Regions from separate parts of the Homo sapiens genome. Here region 1 is linked to region 2. A link is a loop called in an ENCODE intact Hi-C map of the cell type or tissue named here. Cell type or tissue: Caco-2. All regions are shown on one strand.

The links. Peaks named below come from ENCODE experiments on the same cell type or tissue, not always from the same donor. Only the 100,000 strongest peaks of a DNase experiment are listed, where the experiment ranks them.
Region 1: it touches region 2 in a loop (2.6-fold over the local background); 1 of 110 quality-filtered maps calls a loop at or near these places.

Annotation. Positions count from the first base shown.
Region 1 is chr5:71,637,901-71,645,900 of GRCh38, forward strand. It overlaps MCCC2 (methylcrotonyl-CoA carboxylase subunit 2), which reads left to right. Exons shown (of 17, transcript NM_022132.5): 11 at 3,103-3,175; 12 at 5,919-5,995. Among named protein-coding and RNA genes, the nearest start is that of MCCC2, 55 kb to the left of the region's middle. In Caco-2, no CTCF peak of the experiment used is centred here; no DNase peak of the experiment used is centred here.
Region 2 is chr5:71,569,298-71,577,297 of GRCh38, forward strand. It overlaps a transcript of BDP1 not described here. Among named protein-coding and RNA genes, the nearest start is that of MCCC2, 14 kb to the right of the region's middle. In Caco-2, no CTCF peak of the experiment used is centred here; DNase peaks (open chromatin) are centred at 2,744 and 4,484.

The DNA of each region.
Region 1 (8,000 bases), 69 kb after region 2:
ACGGGGTTTCACCGTATTAGCCAGGATAGTCTTGATCTCCGGACTTCATGATCTGCCCGCCTCGGCCTCCCAAAGTGCTGGGATTACAGGCATCACCCACCGCGCCTGGCCCAGGGTAGAACTTTCAAAATGAGTCAGTCCTCTCAAACCTGACTACTGCTTTATTAACTAAATTTATGTAATACTCTATATCCGTAATTGTCATTTCACAGTGTTTGTAGCATCTTCACCAGGAGTACATTCTATCTCAAGAAACTTCTTTTTTTGCTCATTCATAAGAAGCAGCTCCTCATCTGTTCAAGTTTGAACATGAAATTGCAGCAGTTCAGTTACATCTTCAGACTCCACTTCTAACTCTAGTTATCTCCACCACATCTGAAGTGACTTCATCCATTGAAATCTTGAACCCCTCAAAGTTACCCATGAGGGTTGGAATCAACTTCTTCCAGTATCTTTAATTTAATTAAATATCCTTAATGTTGATATTTTGACCTCCTCGCATGAATCGTGAATATTCTCAATGGCATCTAGAATGGTGAATCCTTTCCAAAAGGTTTTCGATTTACTTTGCCCAGATCTGTCAGAGGAATCACTATCTATGGCAGCTATAGCCTGAGGAAATGTATTTCTTTTTTTTTGAGACGGAGTCTCGCTCTGTCGCCCAGGCTGGAATGCAGTGGCGCAATCTTGGCTCACTGCAACCTCTATCTTCCAGGTTCAAGCAATTCTCCTGCCTCAGCCTCCCAAGTAGCTGGGATTACAGGTGCATGCCACCATTCCCAGCTAATTTTTGTATTTTTAGTAGAGACAGGGTTTTACCATATTGGTCAGGCTGGTCTTGAACTCCTGACCTCAGGTGATCCACCCGTCTTGGCCTCCCAAAGTGCTGAGAATACAGGTGTGAGCCACCACGCCCGGCCCAGGAAATGTATTTCTTAAATAATAAGACTTAAAAGTAAAAATGACTCCTTGCTCCGTGGGCTACAGAGTGGATGTTATAACAGCAGGCATGAAAAGAACACTCATCTCTTTGTGCATCTCTATCAGAGTCTTGAGTGACCAGGTATATTGTTAGTGAGCAGTAATATTTTGAAAGAAATCTTTTTTTCTGAGTAGTAGGTCTCAACAGTGGCCTTAAAAATTCATTAAACCATGCCACAAATACGTATGCTGTCATCCAGGGTTTGCTGTTACATTTATAGAGCACAGGCAGAGTAGATTTAGGATAATTCTGCAACTTAAAGTCACCAGCTGCATTAGCCTTTAACGAGAGAGTAAGCCTGTCCTCAGACGACGTGCACTAACCTCTCCCCAGCTATGAAAGTCCTAGGTGGCATCTTCTTCCACCAGAAGGCTGTTTCATCTACACTGAAAATCTGTTGTTTAATGTAGCCACCTTCATCAATGATCTTAGCTAGATCTTCTGGATAACTTGCTGTAGCTTCTATAATACATCAGCACTTGCTGCCTCACCTTATACTTTTGTGGTACAAATGGCTTTTTTTTTTTTAAACCTCATGAACCAATCTCTGCTAGCTTCAAATTTTTCTTCTGCGACTTCACCTATCCAAGCCTTCAGGGAACTGAAGAGAGTTAAGACCTTGCTCTGGATTAAAGGGAATGTTGTGCCTGGCTTGATTTTCTATCCAGACTACTCAAACCTTCTCCATATCAGCAACAAGGCTGTTTTTGCTTTCTCGACATTATGGATTTTTTGTGAAGATAAGTGAATGTATTTTATGTGGCCTGGTGGTGTTAATTGTAATGCAAATACAACATAGTTTTTCACTAAATGGTCCTAAATTGCTGTGCCCTTTGAGCAGCCGTATCTCTGTGTGGAAGAATGATAGTTGTTACGTGTTGATTGCTTGTTAAAGGTACAATTTTTACAGGTATATAGCACCCAAAACAGATAACTGTTACATTCCCATTGTATTATTGGATTTTTTAGGAAAAGAAGTAAAAAATAATTCAGAGTAAACTTTTACTTGATGGTGAGAAAGATGTTGGGAAGCATTCACTCAGTTTTCAGCCTTTGCATCATACAAAACAAGATTTTGATTGATGTGGCAGACAGAAAAAGCGAAGTGCAAACTATGTAGAAAAATAGTATGTATCATCTAAAATAGTTTCTGAAATTGAAAATATGCTTCCTGTTTAGAACTCCTTACAGTAGTCCTGATATATAATGATAAGCCCCAGGGATAAACTATTTAGTAATTTCCACTCCTTTATACATATGTGGATGATCCTTCAAGTATACCAGATTCAGAATCAATGAGTCTTTATTAAGTGCTTAATAATAGTGATAGCTACACTTTAATGAGAGCCTGACAGTATGCTTTAGTTAGCACTTTATTTTTATTTTTTACTTTTTTATTTTTCTTTTTTCTACCCTGTTAACTGATAGTGCTGTTTATCCTTTTATTTTTTTTTCTAATTTATTATTTCTTGCTGAAAGGAATAGTTAGCACTTTTTACATTTTTTTTTTTTTTTTTTTTTAACAGATGAGGAAACTGAAGCTTAAAGAATTTTCTAGTTTCTCAGTCGGAGAGCTGGGAGTCAGAGCTGGCTTTTCATGTCAGCATGATTTTTGTAGGTTCCTACTTCCTTACAAGTAGATCATATCTTCACAGCTCTTCTGTTCCATCATTCCAGAAGTGAGAACTGAGACTCAGAGGGGTGAAGTGACTTACTCCAGGGCATACCAGTCATACTTGATACCTTAGATTGGAGCCTGTGTCTTTTGACTCTGAGCCCTGTCTCTACCCAGCTTTCTCATTGCATCCCTGAACCTCTGCCGGTACATTCGAACAGTCCTTGAAGCTCTAAGTCTAGCAACCAGCCCTTGGAGCCTTTCCTGCTTTTCTTGCATGCAGCATGGTGCTGTTGCTTGTATAGTGAAGTATAAAATCAGAACCCAGAATGACTTCAGGGCATTAACCAGGCATGTCAAATGAAATTCTAGTGAGATTTTCTGTGTAGTGTGAAATTTTGTGAAAGTGACAACTTCACTGTGAATTGTTTTCCTATAAGTAACTTTAATACAAAAATTCTTTTGCAATATAATTTCTCAAGGCCATTGTTGTTTTTCCTCTTAGGTCATTGCTAGAATCGTGGATGGAAGCAGATTCACTGAGTTCAAAGCCTTTTATGGAGACACATTAGTTACAGGTATAAAGGTGAAGAATTGAAAATACGAACATTTTCTGCTGCTTTGAAAATCAGGAATCTCTTGTTTCAAGACTTTGATACACTTGACATGGGCTTTGTTGTTGAGAGCACTACAAATGTGTGAGCCACTTTTAAAAGGAACTGCTTTATAAACATAATTTGTAGCTTAATGGCTTCATGGATCCAAATAGTTTAAAATGTTAATAGCTAGATGCTGTGGTGTGGGTCCCTATCTGTGACTTTGTGACATTAGTTGTATAAAAAGGTTCTTATAGTAAAATTAGTAGAAAATACTTGTAGTTCTTTTTGTTTTTCTGGATAACAATAATTATTTTGAAAGTTTCAGCACTGTTTCCTTTGTTCTTTACTGTCCAATTCAACGAGGAAGTTTTATATTGTGTTTAGCTTCCCAGAAGGATATAGAGTGAGTTAAACCTTCTCACAGCCTCTGTGTAGGTCTTAAGCTGATTCATGCAGACACTAGATTGAGAATTCAGTATATCACGTCAGGAAAAACAAAATAAGGATGTTTATAAAAGTTAATTTTTTAAATCTAAACTGTTTAGTTTATAGGCCTTTGAAGAAGAGTTTTTGAGATAGATGCTAGACCCATAATAATCTATTTGGGACAAATGGAAGAACAAATTTTGTGAATTTTACTTGTTCATAAAAAACTTGAAAATATAGTAGTTAGTCAAAGGTAATACCAGAGTAGGAAAAAAACTAGCTGCAGAAATCCAAATTGCAAATATACATTGAGGCTTAAGGATAAATCACAGTACTTTGTCCTAGTTTGATTTGTGAACAAAAGAAGGGTTCACACTGGGAGTAGAATTTATGTTTTTGTACTTAGGTGTTTAAGTGATTAAAAGCTTTTTGTTTGATATATAGACAGGATTTGTCACCAAATTGTTCAGAATGTAACAGTCATTGTGTAGCAGTTTAAAACAAGTCAAAGCCATTTCTGCTTTCTGTAAAGATGGATGGGCTGTCTTTGTCATCTGCTTTTATGGATTTGCCTCCTACTTGCTAAAAGCCCTGTGGCACTCTTATCCCCTAGAGTACACAACCTGGTTTCTTCCATCTCTTGACTGTACTGGAGTTCAAATACATTTAGGGACAGAGAAGGGGAGTGAGAAGGAGAAGAAGGGAATGAGAGGCTGGTGGTGGGAGTTGGGGGTGGGGGTGGCGGATAAGAAGGATGGGAGGAATGAGAAGGTGGGAGGCATAAAGGGTGAGGAGGTGAGAGGGAAGGACAGATTTTTCTGGTTCTCAAATGTCTCTGGAAGTTCCTCAGGGTTTCCTCCTGCCTCAGCACTTACCATGTGTAGCCTCTAGTCGTTTCTTGGACACTGTGCTTTCCCGTTTGTAACTCAGGTTTGATCAGGCAGTTGGTGAAGACCGTCCCTCTATGGGTGTCCCTAGTAGTGTGGGGACATGTTCCCTACTCAGCGCATCCTGTCTGTGCCTGGAGATCCCTAAGTGGGGCCTAGTGTGGGTTGAATCTAAGTAGTTAACAGGGTTGCGCATTTGCAGGGGCAGCATCTTTCCAGTGAGTGATGTGTTAAATTCCCATGTCTTTGTGCAGTGAAGCAGGACTAAGAATGGATTTCTGGACTTTTTGGAAGTTTACCCCTTTCTGAATTGCTTCTGTAAGTGGCAGTGCCATTTAGGATGTACTGCATAAGTTTTTGGCTGGGATTTTAGGACTGAAATACATGTAGGTGGCCATCAAATCAGGGTTTCATTGTATCACATTAAATAAACATGATAAGTTAGCCAGGTGTAGTGACTACTGGGGCCTATAGTCCCAGCTGCTTGGGAGGCCAAGGTGGGAGGATCACTTGAGCCCGGGAGGTTGAGGCTGCAGTGAGCCATGATCTCGCCATTGCATTCCAGCCTGGGCGACAGAAAAAGACCCTGTCTCATAAATAGATAAATAAGAACATGATGATTTTTAAAAAGTCATAAACCCAGACAAAGCCAGAGTAAAGAAGAAAAAAAAAACAAATCTTTAAAGATTCAGGCTGGGCGTGGTGGCTCATGCCTATAATCCCAGTACTTTGGGAGGCCAAGGTGGGAGGATCACTTGAGCCCAGGAGTTCCAGACCAGCCTGGCAACATAGCGAAACCCCATCTCTACAAAAAATACAAAAACTAGCTGGGTGTGGGGGTGAGTGTCTGTAGTCTCAGCTACTCAGGAGGCTGAGGTAAGAGGGAGGATCACTTGAAGCCTGAGAATTTGAGGCTGCAGTGAGCCATGACTGTGCTACTGTGTTCCAGCCTAGGCAACAGAGTGAGACCTTGTCTCAAAAAAAAATTCAGTTTTCTGGCTTATCAGTATGTTGATACTCTCTCTTATCTGTTAATTTTTCTTCAATAATTATTTTGATATTAAAAATGATATTTTTATAGTATCCCTAGTGTCTGGTACATACTAGACACTCAGATATATTAAATGAATAAATGGATAATACACTAAGCCAATTATTTAATCAAATCAATCAAGACAAATGGATAACTCTACATGTATCGTGACCCTTTCTAGAAGCAAAAGAAACCAGAGTCTAGGACCTTAGGAACAAGAAGATTGTGACATGAGCTGTTTTATACCATAGACAAAATCTCTTTGCATTTTAAACTTGGATCTGATATTAAAGAATGTGTAAATATGCCTCTTTCTTGTGAATTGAAGCCCTTGGAAAAGCACAAGACATAAATCTTCTTTGAACTTTCTTTTGAGGATTTGCTCGAATATTTGGGTACCCAGTAGGTATCGTTGGAAACAACGGAGTTCTCTTTTCTGAATCTGCAAAAAAGGCAAGTACTGTTAAAAATATTTCAAGATTTTCTGTTTTAATTTAACATAACGTTGAAGGTCAAATAATGAGTTAAAATTTATTGCATAAAAATGCTTAACTAGATGCCTCAGCAACCAGAACACTGTGTGCGCGGGCATGTGTGTGTGTGTGTGTGTGTGTGTGTGTGTGTGTGTGCGCGCGTGTGTATATATGTGCATGTATGTTAGTATTTGAAACAGTTTTTATGGTGGTTTACATTAACATGCTGTGACGAACCATCTGGAGCACTATTAAAAATGTACTCATTTTAGGAAAATTCTCCTAAGATACTTGAGTTATAATTGCTATAGAGGACATGTACATATTCTCAGTTGATAGAGAATACTTGTCCTGAAAGTGCTTCATGTCCTGGAGGGACTCAGAGGTCTCATGGTTCAAAGATTCAGGTGGTTCTGAGACATGATCTGTTTATTCTCTTCTATCCCATTATCGCTTTAACTTTATTGTATTTTTACTTTTTGGAAATGAGAATAGTGGGTCTTTGTTACTGGACCCGTGACTTTAAAAAAGGAAGTTCTTTTTATTTATTATTATTATTATTTAATTCAATCCTCCAAGACATCAGAAAAAAGAGGGAGTTCTTGAATATCTTTTGGCTTAGTTATTATTTGATTTCATATATCATCTCAGATTTACCTAAACTTGGATAAATGTAATTCATATACTTATTTGATAAAAATGTCTTTTAAAAAAATTTTAATTCACCAAACTACTTCAGGAAATAAAATGTTTCCTTAAGAAAAAATATGTTTAGTATTGCTTTTTCTCTTGAAATAACAGGGTAAAAGTTCTCTTTATTGATGCAGGTAATAGGCAGTTAAGCTCTTTCATACCCTAATTGAGGAAGAATTTGTCTTTGGTGAAATTTTTTATCAATAAAATTGGTTTCTGTATTCTGCTACTTATTATTACTCCTTCAACTTGATTATAAAATGAGAACAAGAAATTAAAAGTAACAAAAATAAAAAATCACTTATAATTATACCAGAAATAGCTTTTAGTAACATTTTATTATTTTTTCTTAATAGTTTCCTTTTTTTAAAAAATTGATATGCTATATATAGAGAGGTTTTGCATGTTTTCATTTAATAGTATATAGACAGTATTTCTCAAAATATTAGATATTCCTGAAATAATGACTTTTAATGAATATATAATATACTTATTTCAATAGAGGAAATGTCAGAGTGAGTCCAAACAAACTCTGCCTGGCTTTATTTGTCAGCTTGGTACAAATAAACCCCAGAGGAGTTATGTTTGGCCTCAGCCTGACGTTTCATTTGTTGAAATAAGCCCCAAAGGTCTATGTGATTTTCTCATTCTTGTAAACGTAGTCATATTGAAGTCGAGCAATTACTTTGCAATTTTGTACCTGACAAGGCATTTCCAGCAGAAGTAAAGAGAAATTCAGATAGACTAAAACATAAAGGAAATGGTTTATAAGAGTTTCCTAACTCATACAATCTTTAGGGAAGAAATAGTTGTATTTTTGTATCATTAAATAATTTCCTAAACTCAAGGTTAGAAGATTTCTATCACTCATCTAATCTAAAATCCCATTTATCTGGGGAATGTTGGCAAGGATGATATATTTACTATAATCCTGATGCATTAAAGAATTTCAGATGATCATCAAAATGGAAATGTCATCTTCATATCCCAGGAGGGTTTATATTCTGGCTTTTCTAAAGTGGAGAGCTAGAGAATTATCATATAGCAGAGTTCAGCAATTCTCATTCGCATCAGTTCTTTCTTTTCTGTTACTTAAGTTTCACTTGCTGTTTACAGTGTTAGTGATTGACCTCATCCTTGACGCAACAATAGTCTTAGAGCCATGTGCCAGTGATTATACAGGTGATTGTGCAAAACTAGTGTAGTACAAACCTACAGTTACATATCCTATTGATAATGGAGTAGCACTGTACTATTACTGTTACTCTTTCTATAAGGTAAGACTAGCCAAA
Region 2 (8,000 bases):
AAAAACTAGCAGAACATGGTGGTGTGTGCCTGTGGTCCCAGCTACTTGAGAGGCTGAGGCAGGAAGATTGCTTGAGCCCAGGAGTTCAGGGTTGCAGTGAGGTATGATCGTGCCAGCCTGGGTCACAGAGTGAGACCCTGTTGCTAAAAAACATTAAAAAATAATAGGGCCAGGCACAGTGGCTCACGCCTGTAATCCTAGCACTTTGGGAGGCCGAGATGGGAGGATCGCTTGAGCCCAGGAGTTTGAGACTAGCCTGGGCAACATGGCAAAACCCCTTGTCTACTAAAATGCAAAAATTAGCCAGGTGTGCTAGCACGCGCCTGTGGTCCCAGCTACTGGAGAGGCTGAGGTGGGAGGATCACTTGAGCCCAGAGGTGGAGGTTGCAGTACGCTGATATTGTGCCACTGTACTCCAGCGTGGGTGAAAGAGGGAGACCCTGTCTCAAAATAATTAGAAAACACACACACTCGCAGTGCCTGGGGGTGGGCGTCAGACATCTCCATTTAAAAAAAAAATCTGCAGGTGATCCTAAGGTGTAACACCAACACCAACACACAAAACAAAAAAATGTGAAACATTGTTCATTCGGACCTGTCTGACTTGAACAGCTGGCCAAGCTGGTGAATCAAATGGAAATGTAGTAGGAATCAACAGATCCCACTCACTATGTGGGTCAGAGAATGGGGGTGGTTTAAACCTTCTACTTGGCCTTTCCTTAATGCCTTATCTCATGGGTTAAGGAAACTGTGTGATGATTCTGCTATATCCTACTTCTGTGTATTCTGGGACTGAGGAAATAATTACAGGATGGGCTCCTGTGAGAAGTCAGACCAAGAATCCATCTTTCACGCAACCTCCATTAGCCTTCACTCTGAAAACTGGATCACAGAGGCTTTTAAGGTCTCTGGAAATCAGTATAATTTCAGAGTCACTATCTTAATAACCGTGAAATAGCTGAGTATTTTTGTTTCCCCAGTGCAAAGACCCTGATGAATAACCATAGTTCTCTCTGCAGAAGGCTTGGGGGAAGATTTATGGTATACCCATGAAGCCACAATTACAAAATCCTTCCTCAGAGGCTCCCATCTGCCCCCTCAGTCAAGGGACTTTGGGTCTATAACCTGATTTATTTAGTCTGGAAACTGGATATGAGGCTCTCTCCACTATGGAGACTTGAGTTTGGTTCTTGCACAACAGACCTAGAATTGTTTTGTCTATAGGTGTCATGCAACACTTTAGAAGGCTGTCAGTCTAACAGGAACCTTGGGATCAATTAGCCATCATCACAGATCCCCACATGTAAAAATACACTATGTCAATCCTTTGCTATGGCTTATTACAGTAATTGTGCCTACCTGGTCTAAAACAGTTCGGCATTGCTGCCTGGCTTCTTCCAGTATTCCCAATGAGGTCAAGGGGCCTAATTCCTTGGCAGTACCTCTCACCATCATCTCCAGTCTGCAAAGGACAACCATCATAGTGGCTGCATCAGCTCTTTAAAGAGGCTGATGCTTCTGTTACCAAGACTTTAAAGAAAAGAGTGTCCTCCAGGCCCTCTTGGGAGTTATGGTTAGGGGGTGTCTGAATAAGATGCACATAAATACAGCCAGTCCCCCTTTATCAGCAGGTTCCATATCCTGAGATTGAGCCCATCAAGGATCAGAAATATTTGAAAAATAAAACATAAAAATAACAATACAACTATAACAAATAATACAAATAAAAAATAAGTATGACAACTATTTATATAGCATTCATATTGTATTAAGTATTATGAGTAACCTAGAGATGATTTAAAGTATATAGAAGAATAGTGCTATGTTATATGCAAATACTATCCCATTTTATTTTATTACTTTTTGAGACAAAGTCTGGCCCTGTTACCTAGGCTGGAGGGCAGTGGCACGATCTCAGCTCACTGCAGCTTCCACATCCTGGGCTCAAGGGATCCTCCCGCCTTTGCCTCCCAAGTAGCTGGGACTATAGGTGCATGCCACCGTGCCTGGCTAATACTTATATTTTTTGTAAAGATGGGTTTTTGCCATATTGCCCAGCTGGTTTTGAATTCCTGAGCTCAAGTGAACCAACCACCCGCCTCGGCCTCCCAAAGTTCTGGGGTTACAGGCCTGTGCCACCGCACCTGGCCCCTGGAACCAGTTTTTCTCAGATACCCAGGGACAACTGTGAATCCATTCCAACATCCTCATTTTCCTGAGTCTTCAGATGGCTTCCTGTACATGGCTTCCTCTGTATAGTAGTGAGCATCAGAATCACCTTGGAGGGCTTATTAAACACGGATTGCTGGGCCCCAATCCTGAAGTTTATTTTAATTAATTATTTATTTATTTTTGAGATGGAGTTTTGCTCTTGTTGCCCAGGCTGGAGGCAATGGCAAGATCTCAACTCACTCCAACCTCCACCTCCTAGGTTCAAGAAATTCTCCTGCCTCAGCCTCCCGAGTAGCTGGAACTACAGGCATGCCCCACTATTTTGTATTTTTAGTAGAGGTGGGGTTTCACCATGTCGGCCAGGTTGGTCTCGAACTCCTGACCTCAGCAGGTCCACCTGCCTCACCCTCCCAAAATGCTGGGAATATGTTGGGAGCCGAAAAGGCCAAAGGGATTGTGACCAACTCAGCATTCCACTGGAGGCTACATGATCAAAGAGCAAACTGTTTATCATGAATACAGAATGTGGGCAAACTCACTTCTGTGCCTGCCCCAGAAAGTTTGCTGAGGGCCATCGCTCCCTGGCCCCGGCTCCTTGAGGTTATCTACTGGGACGTCTAGAGCCTATTGTTCGAGGAATGCAGTCTTGCAAGCCTACTCTGGACTGAGCAGCTGACCTCTTCTTCCACACCCCTTCTCACTATCTCTTTTGCCTAATAAATACAGAGGGCTGTGTAAAGCTCAGGGCCCTTGTTCACTAGAGACAAGGTGTCCCCTGACCCTTCTTCCAAACATATTCTTTTGTCTCTTGTCTTTATTCCCGCATTCATCCCCCTTTGTTCAGTCCACCAGGGATCCTGGCAGGCTGCAAGTGGTGCCTCGAACAGCAACAGAATCTGGTGCTTTACAAGTGGCGTCCAAACACAGGGGCTTCGAGGATGTGAATGAAGAATGTCTGCTAGAGCAGAGGAACTGAAATTGACAAGGCGAATGGGGACCCCGGGATGAGTCTGCTGGCAGCGGATATAAGGTCAGTGCCCTAAAAAGGTACTAGGAGCAGTGCTTTAAAGAAGTACTGGGAATGGGAAGTTTTCTGAATCAGGGTAACATGGAGCAGAATTTGTCTATTGAAGGAAAACATTATGTGCAGTTGCTTAAAGTTTCGTTGAAACAAACTGGTGCTCGGGTTCTCAGACATTCATTAAGATGCTACAGGAGGTTATTACGCATAACCCATGGTTTCCACGGCTTATTAAAACTCTTGATGTGGAAGATTGGGACAGAGCAGGAGAACGATTAAAACAGCCTCATGAAAAAAGGTCTTAAAGTTGATTCTTCTGTTTTTTCCACTTGGAGTTTAATTTGTACTGTACTTCTACCATTAGCTCCTTATTATTCTGTGGGACAGCAGGCTGAGTCTAAAAATCTGAAAGAATCTGTTGTCCCACCCACAGCTCCAGCTGAAAATAAAAAACAGGGCCAGGCATGGTGGCTCACGCCTGTAATCCCAGCACTTTGAGAGGCCAAGGCGGGTGGATCATTTGAGGTTAGGAGTTCAAAACCAGCCTGGGCAACATGGTGAAACCCTGTCTCTACTAAAAATACAAAAATTAGCCGGGCGTGGTGGCATGTGCCTGTAGTCCCAGCTACTCAGGAGGCGGAGGCAGGAGAATGCTTGAACCCGGGAGGCAGAGGTTGCAGTGAGTCAAGATCGTGCCACCGCACTCCAGCCTGGGTGACAGAACGAGACTCTGTTTCAAAAAAAAAAAAAAGAAAGAAAAGAAAAGAAAAAACAGGAGAGGGAGGATGAAAATTGGCCTATACCACCTGCTCCAGTTGCAGAACCATCTGCACCACCTCCTTAGGTAGCAGAAATAGAGACCCCAATACAAATAATTTTACGCTCTGCTGCCATAGCTGGAGAGTCCTTAGGACCTTGTGCTTTTCCTATTTCCATAAGACCTGATCCAAATAATGCACAGCAGCTCATTCATGAACACACTCGACTAGAGTTTAAGTTGTTGAAGGAATTAAAAGTGAGTGTGGTAAGTAAGGGCGTACAGAGCCCATTCACCTTAGGATTACTAGAATCTGTGTTTGGTGCTATGCGTCTTTTACCCTTTGATGTAAAACAATTGGCGTGAACTTGCTTGTCTGCTAGTGCATATCTGACGTGGAATTTAAATTGGCAAGAACTGTGTGCAGACCAGGCTAGACAGAACCGTGTTGCTGGACCCGGAGACATTACAGAGGATTTGCTATTGGGTAAAGGCCCTTATTCAGACCTGGAATGTCAAATGGCACTCCCAGATACTGCTTATCAGCAGTGTGTACAGGCCACTAAACGTTCCTGGGCCACAATTCCTGAAGAGGGAGTCCCAGTACAGTCCTTTTCACATATCATGCAAGGGTTGCAGGAACCCTATGTACAATTTCTTGCAAGATTGCAAGAGGCAGTGAAGCGTCAGATTCCTCATACCGTGGCTGCAGAAATGCTAACTTTAACTCTAGCTTTTGAGAATGTAAATGCGGATTGTAAATGTGCCCTGGCACCAGTGAGGTGTACAAAAACTTGGGAAATTTCCTCAGAGCTTGTCAAGATGTAGGAACTGAGCTTCATCGATCTACAATGTCAGTGCAAGCAATGGCTAATTTAGCTGTTGACAAATCTAAAAGGAGCCAAGGGTCAGACCCTAAAATGGGAAAATATTATAATTGTGGAAAAACTGGACATTTAAAAAAGGAATGCCGCCAGATCTCAGGACAGAAAGGATCTTACAATGCAGTTCCTCCCCCAGCAGAAAAAAATGCCAGGACTTTGTCCTCGCTGTAACAAAGGAAATCACTGGGCTAATCAGTGCCGCTCAAAATTTCATCAGAATGGCACCCCCCTGTCAGGAAACGAGACGGGGCCTGGCCCTGGGCCTCTCAAACAATGAGGGCATTCCCAGTTCAGACCACAACCCCATTTCAGGGATGGGTTCCCGGAGGCACATTGGTTCCTTCACCCCAGGAACACCAGGAAATATAGGATTAGATCTACCCGCTAGAGAAAGAATCATGTTAGTTGGGGGAGACAAACCCATCAAAGTTCCCACTGGTATTTGTGGTCCTTTACCCACAGGATACATGGGACTAATTTTAGGCAAAAGCTGTCTTAACTTACAGGGCATTACTGTAGTCCCAGGAGTGATTGACTCTGATTATGAAGGAGAAATTCAAGTAGTTTTAATGTCACAAGATCTTTGGGTTTTTGAACTGGGAGAATATATTGCTCAATTATTGCTTATTCCCTGCAAATTACACCCTTCTCCACGAAAGGAGAAATGAGGAAATAAAGGGTTTGGGAGCACAACTACATGGGAAGTCTGTCCCAACCAGTAGCCTCTAATAGACCCACCTGTGTAATACAAATTAAAGGAAAGAAATTTTATGGGCTTATGGATATGGGAGCTGATGTGTCAGTAATATCTAAAGACAATTGGCCCCCATCCTGGCCCTTGCAATTAACTTCTGCATACTTACTGGGAGTAGAAACAGCTCAAAGTGTTCAACAAAGTGCTGAGATTTTACCTTGTCTTGGTCCGGATGGACAGTCTTGTACTTTTCAGCCTTATGTCGCAAATACAGCTATCAATTTATGGGGTCGAGACTTACAGCATGGGATATGAAACTTACAAATGAAAACTTTGATAACCCAGGATTTAAAATGTTGAAGAACATGGGATATCACAGTGGAAAAGGTCTGGGGAGGTTCCTACAATGAAACCCTAATCCAATATCAATAACTGGAAAAACAAATAGAAAAGGGCTAGGACCTCAGGATTTCTGATGGAGGTCATTGATATTTCTTCTCCACGCTCTGCCTTACCATTAGAATGGCTCAGTGACAAACCCATATGGGTGGATCAATGGCCGCTATCTTGGGAGAAGCTGACGCAACTTCAGCAGCTAGTAAAAGAACAATTGGATGCAGGACACATAGAGGAGTCAGTTAGCCCCTGGAATTCTCCAGTGTTTGTTATTCCAAAAAAGTCCAGAAGTTGGTGACTGCTGCATGATTTAAGAGCTAGTAATGCAAAAATTCAACTGATGGGCACCTTACAGAAAGGTTTACCATCTCCAGCGGCTATTCCAAGAGACTGGCCTCTTGTAGTAATAGATCTTAAGGACTGTTTCTTTACTATACCCATACATGAGAAGGATAAGCCTCAATTTGCCTTCTCTGTGCCTTCTATTAATCAAAGAGAACCTGTTTCTCATTATCAATGGAGAGTTTTACCCCAAGGCATGCTTAACAGTCCTACGCTATGTCAGCATTTTGTAGGACAGGCATTAAAGGAGCCTCGGAATATGTTTCCTACTGCTTACATCATTCATTTTATGGCTGATACTCTTTTGGCCGCTCCTACAGATCAAATATTGCATCAATTATTCAGAGAAGTAAAGTAAGCTCTTGTTAATTGGAATCTCAACATTGCTCCAGAGAAGGTACAAACAACTTCCCCATACCAATACTTAGGAACTATTGTTACAGAGAGAAGATCGACCAGAGTCACGACGACATCAACCCCCATAACCTGGGACAACTCAAGAAAACTACGCAGGAAGCTGAGAAACTACTGGAGTGTCAAGGCCAGACAAAAACCCCTGATTCCGTGTTCTTGGCCATGTTAGCCATAATATCCTGTGCAGTATGTTTTTCCTGTGCAGAGGCAAAAACATATTGGGCATATGTTCCCAAGTCCCCAGCAGTATGACCCATACTTTGGAGTGACACTCCTCCTAAGATTTATCATGATTAAGGAGCATGGGCTCCAGGACCCCTAACTCCACCTGACATAGAACAGTTAGACTCTCAGAATAATGTCATTAATTATACCGCTCCATTGGAAGGACTTCCTTTGTGTGTCACCACAAAGACATCACTCAGCCATAGCTGTCTTACAGTTCAAGCTCACACATGGTTGAGTCACTATGGGAAAATCATGTACTTATTAAGTCTTGGTTATATTAATGTAACCGGTGTGCTAACCAACCATTCCTGGCCCAATCGCCTTCATTGTGCTGACTATACAGAATGGATTCCCTTCAATAGTTCCTACCCCCCTCCATAGACCCAGTGTCTTGGCCCACTGGCTAGAAAACAATCTATGTTAACTGGAGACATTGTGGATTGGGGACCTAAAGGCCAATTAGATGGAAAAGAAGAAAATCAGAAATCGTGGCACAAACTTTGCTGGCATTGGTGGCAAGCTTTTAATGCTTCTTCTTTATATAACACTGGGATCCAATCCCAGTCGGCCGCCCAGATTGCTTGGCATGGAGCAGGCTTTAGCCCGCCTCTTCCTCAGTGGCATTATCTAGGGAGGAAAGGACCAATTCAAAAGATGATATGGAAGGCAGCATTCCCATTTATGAATGGCAACATCTGGGTTGCCATAATACTATCCAATAATAGCAATAGTAAGCAACACAGTCTTAATGTTACATTTGTAAAGAATATCACCACTCAATTTACAGTTTGTGTTTTTAATCCTTATGTGTTTTTGGCAGCTAAGAAGGACCAGCTCCAGGTAAACAATACCCAATTGACCTGTAAATCTTGCCAGTTATATCACTGCATTAATCATAGCACATTGCAAACACATAATATCTCTACTTTGATGATTTTAGGTTGCATCCCTGGGCTATGGATTCCTGTTAATCTGTCTGAGCCATGGGCTGCCACAATTGCTTTACATTTTGTGAAACTTCTTCTAACTCAGTTTACTCATTGTGTCCGTAGAGGCTTAGGCATGATAATTTTTGCTATTGTTTACTTGGTC